2 separate regions of the Homo sapiens genome follow, and region 1 is linked to region 2. A link is a loop called in an ENCODE intact Hi-C map of the cell type or tissue named here. Cell type or tissue: B cell. All regions are shown on one strand. Links, peaks and the distances in the headings refer to the core of each region. The heading gives the core; the rest is flanking DNA.

Region 1 (5,484 bases), core at 1,136-3,635, 70 kb after region 2:
AGTTGGAGACATCAGGTTATTCAATTTCAAACTATGTTACAAGGCTACAGTAATCAAAACAGCATGGTTCCAGTACAAAAACAGACACATAGACCAATGGAACAGAATAGAGAGCCCAGAAATAAAGTCATATGCCCACAACCATCTGATCTTTGGCAAAATAAACAAAATCAAGCAATGGGAAAAGGGGTCCCTATTCAGTAAATGATGCTGGGATAACTGGCTAGCCATATGCAGAAGATTGAAACTGGACCCCTTTCTTATACCATCTACAAAAATAAATTCAAGATGGATTAAAGACTTAAATGTAAAACCTAAAATTATAAAAATCCTGGAAAATGAAAATAACCTAGAAAATACCAATCTGGACATAGGCCCTGGCAATGATTTCATTACAAAATGCCAAAAGCAATTGCAACAAAATAAAAAATTGACAAATGGGACCTAATCAAAGTAGAGAGCTTCTCCACAGCAAAAGAAACTGTCAACAGAGTACACATACAGCCTACAGAATAGGAGAAACTATGCATCTGACAAAGTTCTAATATCCAGCATCTATAAGGAACTTAAACAAATTAACAAGCAAAAACCAAATAACCCCATTAAAAAGTGGGCAAAAGACATGAAGAACACTTTTTGAAAGAAGACATACACATAGCCAATAAGCATATGAAAAAATGCTCAACACTACTATTAGAGAAATAGTAGAGAAATGCAAATGAAAACCACAATGAGATACCATCTTATACTAGTCCAAATGTCTATCACTAAAAAGTCAAAAAATAGATGCCAGAGAGGTTGTGGGGAAAAGGGAAGGCTTATTCACTGCTGATGAGAATGTGAATTAGTTCAGCTATCATGGAAAACAGTGTGGCAATTTCCCAAAGACCTTAGAAGTATCATTTGACCAAATAAATAAATAGAAATATATAAAAAAACATGAAAAATTTCCTTTCCTTTAAACACGTTAGCATTGGTAAGAAAAAGAAACTAAAATATATGACCAGATTAAAAAATAAGTACAACTTCTAGAAACAAAAAAAAGTAAAATTAAAAGCTTAATAGTAAAACAAAGTTTACCTTAAAATTGAAAATGTAAATACAGATGAAGGATAACTGAAGAAAGAATTAGGATACTTGAAAAAAAAAAACAGCAAAAAGAGACAGAGATAGATGATACCAATAGTGTTAGAGAGTCTGCAATATGTCCAGTGGAAATGATGGAATTAAAGAAAGAGAATATGGGTTGGTAAAATGATGCCAAACAGAAGGTACACTACAAAAAATGTACCATAGTGAAAACGCACAATACCAAAGACAAAGAGAAGAAGCCAGAAGGAAAGACAAAATAAAGATAAGTTTAGTAAAGGAAAACTTAGACTGATGGCTGAATTCCCAAAAGAGATGAAACTGATTGTATTATCTCAATAGATGCCGAAAAGGCACTTGATATAATCAGAAAAATGCAAAAATAAGTCCACAATGAGATGATGCAATATCATGACCATAATTGTATAAAAACATTTTAAAATATGATTGCTACCAGCTACTGGCAAGGATATCAATCAATGTGGCATGTAATATGATGATGATAGGAACTAAATGATTTGTTATTATCTTCTAAAATTAAGAAATGCCCTATGGTTCTGCATAGTTTATGCATATATATGTGTGTATACATATGTATGAAATATATTACATATTCATCAAATGCTTAACATTTTAACAGAATATTTATTCTTGAGCTCACATATTCTTTTTAGGGTAATCATCCCTTCTGATACACGTATGTTTAAAGCTGCATTGGTAAATGATACTTGCTCATAAGTTTTCCTTATTTATTTATTTGAAATCCTTTTTTTTACCAATTTGAAATGCTTTCCCCCACAACAGATATACAACATTAGGTGTAAAGCTATTTGTCTCAGGGCATTGATGTTATCATACCACTGTTTTCTGACTCATATGTATACACACATATATATGCATAAACTATGCAGAACCATAGGGCATTTCTTAATTTTAGAAGATAATAACAAATCATTTAGTTCCTATCATCATCATATTACATGCCACATTGATTGATATCCTTGCCAATAGCTGGTAGCAATCATATTTTAAAATGTTTTTATACAATTATGGTCATGATATTGCATCATCTCATTGTGGACTTATTTTTGCATCTTTCTGATTATATCAAGTGCCTTTTTGGCATCTATTGAGATAATACAATCAGTTTTATCTCTTTTTCTATTAATGTGGTGAATTATATTAATTGGTTTTCTAATATTAAACCAACTTTACATTTCTGAGATATAATCAACTTTTTCATAATGCACTACACTTTTTTACATTTTAAATCCTATTTTAACATAACAAAAAAGTTTCAAAATGTATTTTTTTCCCCTTAAGAGTAAGGATCTTGTTGTGAAGTAAATGGTGTGATCCAGGATGTGCGGAACTGCTCAGGATTTCTGGGTAGTTGTGGCTCCAGAAGGAAATCCTGTACTCAATTGTAGTTTGCTGCCATCTGGTGGCTGTTGTCTACTGCCATGAAATCTAAAGATTCTGGGTACTGTAAAGAATGGAACTTCGAGCACAATGGTAAGAAATCTAACTATTTCCAAGAAACCTGGTTTTCATCCCCACCATATTACCCTGAGCAAGGAAGATTGGTTGAAAATAAATGGAATTGTGCGAGCCACCCTCTAACTCCTTGTTTCCCAAGATAAAGTTGTCTGACACTGTCTGCCTTGTTTTCCCTCCCCTCCTTTTGTTTTTTTCCCTCACTGAAAATAATTCCTGTAAGATTTCATCCCTGTTCCAGAAAAGGGATGAAGAGAAAATGGAAAATATTTGCCAGTAACATTATATCTGAACTTGTCTTATTCTGAGGTGCATTTTCATGGAGTTTCACTGAACTTCATTTATAATTGTGTATATGTTCATCATCAAGACAGAACATTATTTATTTTCCTCATAATAACCATGGCACCTTTTGGACTCAAGCTTGTATTACATCATTAAAAGGTGAAGTTTTTCTTCTTTTTATTCTAAAGAGGTGGTTGAAATTTTCTGCTCCTTGAAGGTTTGCAAAAACTGACAAGATGCCATCTGGACAAGTGTTTTTTATGGGAAGAGTTTTGAGGAATGATTTTAGTGGTTAACAGAAGGGGTTATAATCAAAATATTTAACAGCTGTTCAGTAATTGATATATACAAATGCTTATATATCAATACGTAAATCAATAAAAAGTCCCTTTTATGATCTTAGTAAACTGCTTAATGAATGATAAAATTTTTAGCAAATCTATTGATTTTTACAAATTATTGGGGGAATCTTTGGATTTACATCTTACCACTAAATACTGTCTGAGCCACAGTTTGATGTGAAACAACTAGACTAGACCAAACCATTACAAAAGTTGTCCCATTAAATGAAAAGTTATCACATGATGTGGTGTTCAAAAGAATTTTTTTCAGCAAAATTTCTATAGTGCTGAATTCTCTTCAAATTTCTGATAACTATTATCAACATTTGAAGTTTTCTGGCTCCTTTAATGCTCTCTGATATTTTTTATATTCAATAACTCCATTATTCAAGAAGACAAAATCATTTTTCCACTGACATATTTAATTAGATGATTTAAATTTATTAATGTTTTTTATTTTCTTTCTTTCTTTTCTTTTTCTTTTTCTTTTCTTTTCTTTTTCTTTTTCTTTTTTTTTTTTTTTTTTGAGACAGCATCTGGCTCTGTCGCCCAGCAGAGGTGCGATCTTGGCCCACTTCAAACTCCACCTCCTGGGTTCCAGCAATTCTCATGCCTTAGCCTCCCAAGTAGCTGGGATTGCAGGCAGGTACCACCTCGCCTGGCTAAATTTTGTATTTTAAGTAGAGACTAGGTTTTGCTATGTTGGCCAAGCTGGTATGAAACTCATGGCCTCAAGCCATCTGCCTGCCTTGGCCTCCCAAAGTGTTGGGATTACAGGTGTGAGCCACCACGCCCAGCCTGTTTGTTTACTTTTTATTCAAAAAAGTATGCAAATGTTCAATAGAGTTTCTTATGCAATAGTTTGAAAGAACTTAAAAGTTCACTACATGTTTTTTACTGTTGTCTAAATCAATTTTTTTGCTTTTCTTTACATTTTAATTTTTAATTATTTTATCATCAAATTATTGATCATAGTTTTTATTTATTTTATGTTGGTAATTTTTATTTATTGTATATAAAAATAATGAAATAAAGTTCCTTGTTTTGCAATGAAAGTGTATTAGTCAAACTTCTCCAGAAAAGCAGAGAAACAGCAGGATGTATATAAATGAAGAGATTTATCATGAACAAATTGGCTTATTCAAATCCCTATAAGGTTGTCCTGAAAATATTTATTATTAAAACCAGTTTTTTAACATCAAATATAAATTTTGATACGGTATTTTAGGTATTGTGCTTTCCAAATTAGTGAAATTCACAAAAACTAATAAATGATCTTCTAAATCCCAAATTTTACATTTTAGATAAGTTATTTAAATTTTTAAGGTTAAAAAATAAAGATTTTTTGATAATAAGTAATGTGTCCATGATTTATATATTTTTCTAAATTAGATGCCTTTTTTAGTAGATGCACATTTTAACCAATTTGGAACATAGCTAGATTACAAAAATATTTCTCAGTACCATTATTTTTATCATAGACCCCACTGAAATTTTACCAATTGACCTGACAATTCTCTTGTTAGGAAAAAAAAAAATGCTTTCTTCTCTTATACCCTTTTCTCTCTTGTTCAGCATCTGACCCAGTATTACATGTTGCATTTGTCATACCTCTCTAATCTCTTTCAATATGAAAGTGTTTCTCAGTCTTTCCTTTTTTTTCACATCTTTGACCTTTTGAAATGTCTGTTCATTTTAGTTTAATATTTCCTGTTGAACTAGGTTCAGGATCTGTGTTTGGGGCAGGAATACCACGGAAGTGTTGCTTCTTTTATTAGTCCATAATATCAGGAGGCTCGCCATGGTGATGATTTGTCTCCTTACTGACAATGTTAACTTTTATTATTTTGTTAAGATGATGTCTTCCAGGTTTCTCCACTGGATAGATAATTAATAAGTGTATTTAGTGTTTAATAAGAGTAATTAATAAGTATTTTGTTGAGAGATATTTTAAACTATGTAATAGTCTCTTTCTTATCACACTTTCGTCCATTATCTTTAGCCCGTGCATGACTCAAATGAATCAGTTATGACTTTGAGGGTTGCCAAGGGCTAATTTTCTTATTCCATCATTTCTTCTATATCAGTTACTTTACATTTTATGGTAAGGTTGCATTCCATTCATTCATTCACAAATAGATAAAACACGGAGTATAGAATAGTAATTGTTGAAAATAAGTGGCAGGACAGACCTATTGTCTTGTTCCTGACCTTAGGGAAAATGATTCAGTCTTTCACCATTAAGGATCATACACCTATAGGTTTTTCATAG
Region 2 (5,484 bases), core at 1,257-3,756:
ACAGATTTTCCCTCAAAGAGTTATTAGAGTCAGACAGAGAGCAGAATTCCAGAAAATTGGTAAGGAGTTGGCAGAAGTTAGCTATTATCACAAGCTATCTACAGTTTTGAAAAAAATGACTATGTTTTGTTAGAAATAGGCACAAAAGGGTATATACATATTTGATTTACTGTATTTGTAAAATAAGCCAGGTTGATATGAGAATTTTCCTAAAGCAGATTTAGTAAAAATTTTGTCCAGGAATCATATTTGTGCAAAAATTTGCTACCCTACTCAGAGTAGGGATACTATATTTCATCCTTGAATTCCTGTGGCCTAGCACAGTGTGTGTCTTGATTAGTTTTTTGTTGCTGTAACAGAATACATTATAGTGTATTCTGGGGAAACTTATTAAGAAGAGAAATTTATTTCTTACAGTTCTGGAGACTGGGATGTCCAAGGTCAAGACACTGGCAGGCTTGGTGTCTGCTTCCAAGATGGTGCCTTGAATGCTGCATCCTCCAGAGGGGAGGAACACTGTTCCTCACATGGCAGAAGAGCAGAAGGGGAACCCACTTCCAAAAGCTCCTTTATTGCAACATTAATTCATTCATTAGGACTGAGCCCTCATGACCTAAACACCTCCCATTTGGTGCCACCTCCCAACACTGTTACATTGATGATTAAGTTTCCAACACATGAGTTTGGAGTAGACAAAAACATTCAAACCATAGCAGAGCCTTACATTTAGTAGTCCTATATATGTTGGCTGAAGTGAAGTGAGAGATGGCAAGAGGTACAAAAAGGGATGGTCAGATGCATTTTGTTTTGTCTGGTCCATCATGTTGTACATCACACCACAAACCCCAGTTTCACATAAATGAGCTAGGGTGACCAACCATCCTGGTTGCCCACCTCAGAACTTTCCCTGTTTTAGAACTGAGAAACCTCTCAGGCCCAGGAAAACCAGAATATTTAGTTACCTGACTGGGTTCAGCTTTAATGAGAATCTGACTTTAAGGTCAAGTAAAAGGTTTATCTACTTCTATAGCCCAATATTACTTAAACGTGAGAGATATCCATTCCTTTTATCATCAAAATAAACAAATGAAGTTCAGCCAAAATACGAATAAGGCTCTTGATATCAGAATATCTCCTATTTTGTTGTGGGAAAGGGGGTAGGAAATGGGAAGATACTGAAAGGAGAGTGTTAGGTCAGGGAGAGCTGGAACTAGAAAAAGGTCTGGAGTGATGCAGGATTTTTCTCAGCCCCTTTGTCAGACTAATGACAGGGGTGCCCTGTTTACTTGGCCCACCACACTCAACCCTTTGTGAGAGAGAGCATGTGAGTAAGTGAGTGGGATCCAGCCAGCTGCTTTGGGCACCAGCAGGAGCAAGCTCAGTGTGGAGCCTGCAGTGGTGCCCAGGTGGGGGTGCCTGCCACCCCAAAACCCCAGAGGGCATGTTTGCAGTGCTCTCATAGCTCTGCCATCTGCAGACAGCAGTGTCTTAGCAGCTCGGTTGGCCCGTTGCCTCATTGTGTGGGGTGGCTGCCCTCTGCTGGCAAGGGCAAAGAGCCAATGTGGCAGCCTTTTTTGGGTACCTGCACTCAGTGGGTTCTGAGCTCTTGGATGCTGGACAAGAAGAATGAGGTTAGCCTTGAAGGATGGTGAAGGCGGAGAATTTTATTAAGTGATGGAAATTGTTCTCAGTGGACAGGGGAGCTGGACAGGGGATGGGACAAGCAGGTAGTCTTTCCCCCAAAGTCCGGCTGGCTCTTTCACGAAGTCCAGCCAGCTATTCCCTGAAGTCAAGCCACCTCAGTGAAGTCAAGCTGCCTCTCTTCTCTACTGACTGAGTCTGGGGTCTTTATAAGCACAGGATGGGAGTGGGGGCAGGCCATAGGTAGTTTTGGAAAAGGCCATGTTTGACTGGTAAAAAGACATTACTCAGAAAGAGCCAATTGGGAGAGAGTGGGCAAAGAGGAATGGAAGTTCTCACTTTGGGCTGCAGGTCTCAGGCCACTTTGGCATGAAGGTGGGTTTTCACCGGGGACCCGCCCCGTCTGCCTAGAATTTCTCTGCCTCCTGCCTCTATCAGGAGGACCTAAGCAAAAATTTTGCTCACTACTTAGTTTACATATTTTGTTATTCCACCGTATCATTTCTCTTAGAAATAACAGTCCCTAGAGGATCTGGGATAGAGAAAGGCCACAGTGAATGTTTATAATACTGTGAAGGAGCTGCCCTGGAAACTAAAAGATCAGGTTCTAATCCTGGTTCTGTCATGAACTATTTTTGACCTTTGATAAGTCGCCTACATTTTCAGAAATTCAGTTTCCTCTTTGGACTCTGAAGGAAAATGTGGGCTCAATTGATCAAAAGATCCTAGTTCTTTGTAGATCGAATACTTAGGATTTAATAGGAACATCCTCTCAGAAGCCCATCATGACTTTTCACCACTGACTAGGCCAAGTATTGATGGTGCTATCATGGGGATGTGCTGCCACCTTGCGGTAGTTTGAGTTGTCCGCATGCACTAGTTTACTAGGAAAATCTCTGATTTATTTTCCTACAATATGTTGTTATTTTCACCCAAAGGAACACATTCTTTTAAAATTTGGAATCCTTAGGATATCTTCATTTACTTAGATTTTTTTGTAGCAATATTTTGTAGTTTTAAATGTAGAAATATTAAACATCCTTGATAAAATTTATACCTTTATTTTGATATTATAAATGGTACTTTTAATATTAAAATAAATTTAATTTTACAATTTCTGTTGTTAGTATATAGTAATAAATTGATTTTTATATATTAATTTTGTATCCCAAGATTTTTTTAGATTTATCTTTCGGTTTTAGCAGTTTTTTGAGGGTGGTAAGGGGGCTAGATCCTTAGGATTTTCTATATGCAAAATTATGTAATTTTGAATAAGGAAATTTAAACTTCTTCTTGACCAATCTGTATGCCTTTATCTTCTTTTCACCATTGAATATGATGTCAAAAGGTTTTAGTAGACAACACTAATAGAATGCTTACTGTTGTTTCTGTAGTCTTATAAAAGTATGAAATACATTAATCTTATTTATTTATTTATTTATTTATTTATTTATTTATTTTTGAGATGGAGTCTTGCTCTGTCGCCCAGACTGGACTGCAGTGGCGTGATCTCAGTTCACTGCAACCTCCACCTCCTGGGTTCAAAAAATTCTCCTGTCTCAGCCTCCCAAGTAGCTGGGACTACAGGAGCATGCCACCACGCCTGGCTAATTTTGGTATTTTTAGTAGAGTCGGGGTTTCGCCGTATTGGGCAGGCTGGTCTCGAACTTCTGACCTCAGGTGATCCACCCACCCTGGCCTCCCAAAGTGCTGGTATTACAGGCATGAGCCACTGCGCCTGGCCACATTAATCTATTTAATCATCATAGTCCTCTGGGATATGTACTATCATTGTTCCTGCTTTAAAGATGACGAAATTAAAGTTTAAGGAGGTTAAATGTCTTACCTGAGGTCATCAATGACAGAGCTATCAAATGGAGGAGCTGGATTTTAAACTTATTCATTATGTTATTCTACTGCTTTATGCTTCTTCCAAGAATTCTTAAAAGTTACATTTATTGTGGTACAGTTTCTTAGGCTTTGTTTATCTGAGAATATTTTTATGATATCCTTACACTTACGTTATAAAATTTTAGATTCTAACTTCTTGACTCAATTCTTTCAGTGCAACCTTTAAGAAATCAAATGGCAACATCATTCTTCTTTTAAGATCATCTGCTGTTTATTTCTGAAGGGTTTTCCAGATCTCTCTGTATTGTAGATATTTCTAATTTTTTCTATAACATGTCACTGTATTTTCTCCTTAAGTGTCATGTTTAGTCTTCTGTGTTCCCTTTTTGTTTGAAATTGTTCACATATGTATGTTTTATGTATAATTCTTACAAATTTTCAATCAGCGTGGCTGTTCTTAAGCATGTTTCCATTCATGTTTGAGCTAGGGATAAAAATAATGAGATGGTGAGGGACTTCCTAAATTTAAAATAAACATCTATTCATCTAAAGATCATGGAATTCTATTTTTTTTCCCAATTGCTTTGATAAAAAGCAAACAACATGAAAAAGTTATTGGCAGGTTGAAAAGTCTAACAGAAAACATTTGCTTAAAGCTGGTCTTCGGCTCTTTGTTTCCACTTTTATGACGATTAGGAAGCACCTGGACTAAGCCGGCAAGGCACCATGCCAAATGGAGCAGAAACAAGTTGCTCAGAAATTCATTAAATTTACATCTTAATGAAAACTATTTTCTGCCTAGAAACAGTATGAATATAATAAATCCCAGTGGGGAGATTCTGGGTTTGTTGGATAGGACTGAAAATGAAGAAAGTTTTTGTGTTGTAGTTGCAATTGTTAAATGATGAAAGAGAAGTTCTAAGAGCACTAGTGATTGGGAGACTAGGAGACATGTTTTTTCTATATGTAGAGTTCCAATTCAAACCCCCTAAATGATTCATAGACTACTTGACATTGTCTATAAATCACTAACCAGTGACTTTTATTGGGTTTAACTCATCTTCTCCAACTTCTAAAACTGAAGAAGCTTCTGGGCAATCTCAATTGACAAAATTATTTAGCCACCTCTTCTAATATTACTTCTAAAGGATATATTTAACATGAATAACAGACCTTGGATTCAATTAATAAAATGATTTATTCTTCATAATTAAAAAAGAATAATCAATTTCTTTTTTTAATTTTAATTTTTATTTTAAGTTTCAGGGTACATGTACAGGCTATGCAGGTTAGTTACATAGGTAAACATGTGCTATGGCGGTTTGCTGCACCTATCAACCCATCACCTAGATATTAAGGCCTGCATGCATTAGCTATTTCTCCTAATGCTCTCCCTCCCCCTACCCCATACCCTGACAGGCCGCAGTATGCATTGTTCCCCTCCCTGTGTCCATATGTTTTCATTGTTCAGCTCCCGCTTATGAGAACCTGCGGTATTTGGTTTTCTGTTCCTGTATTAGTTTGCTAAGGATAAAAGCTTCCAGCTCCATCCATGTCCCTGCAAAGGACATGATCTTGTTTTTTTATGGCTGCATAATATTCCATGGTGAATATGTACCACATTTTCTTTATCCAGTCTATCCATGATGGGCATTTGGGTTGATTCCATGTCTTTGCTATTGTGAGTAGTGCTGCAATGAACATATGCATGCATTTATCTTTGTAGTAGGATGATTTATATTACTTTTGAGTATGTACTCAGTAATGGGATTGCTAGTTCAAATGGCATTTCGGGTTCTAGATCTTTGAGGAATCACCACGCCATCTTCTCCAACGGTTGAACTAATTTACATTCCCACCAACAGTGTAAAAGCATTCTATTTCTCTGCATCCTTGCCAGCATCTGTTGTTTCTTGACATTTTATAATTGCCATTCTGACTGGAGTGAGATGGTGGCATCTCATTGTGGTTTTGATTTGCATTTCTCTAATG

What was found. Hi-C counts contacts between places; a loop is a spot of excess contacts. Peaks named below come from ENCODE experiments on the same cell type or tissue, not always from the same donor. Only the 100,000 strongest peaks of a DNase experiment are listed, where the experiment ranks them.
Region 1: it touches region 2 in a loop (13-fold over the local background); 11 of 110 quality-filtered maps call a loop at or near these places.

The regions. Positions count from the first base shown.
Region 1 is chr12:55,140,928-55,146,411 of GRCh38, forward strand. No RefSeq gene overlaps it. Among named protein-coding and RNA genes, the nearest start is that of OR9K2, 17 kb to the left of the region's middle. In B cell, for the core only: CTCF peaks have their summits at 2,529 (motif pointing left) and 2,730; a DNase peak (open chromatin) is centred at 2,534.
Region 2 is chr12:55,070,762-55,076,245 of GRCh38, forward strand. No RefSeq gene overlaps it. Among named protein-coding and RNA genes, the nearest start is that of OR9K2, 53 kb to the right of the region's middle. In B cell, for the core only: CTCF peaks have their summits at 1,518 (motif pointing left), 2,520 (motif pointing left) and 2,720; DNase peaks (open chromatin) are centred at 1,520 and 2,460; H3K27ac peaks cover 383 bases.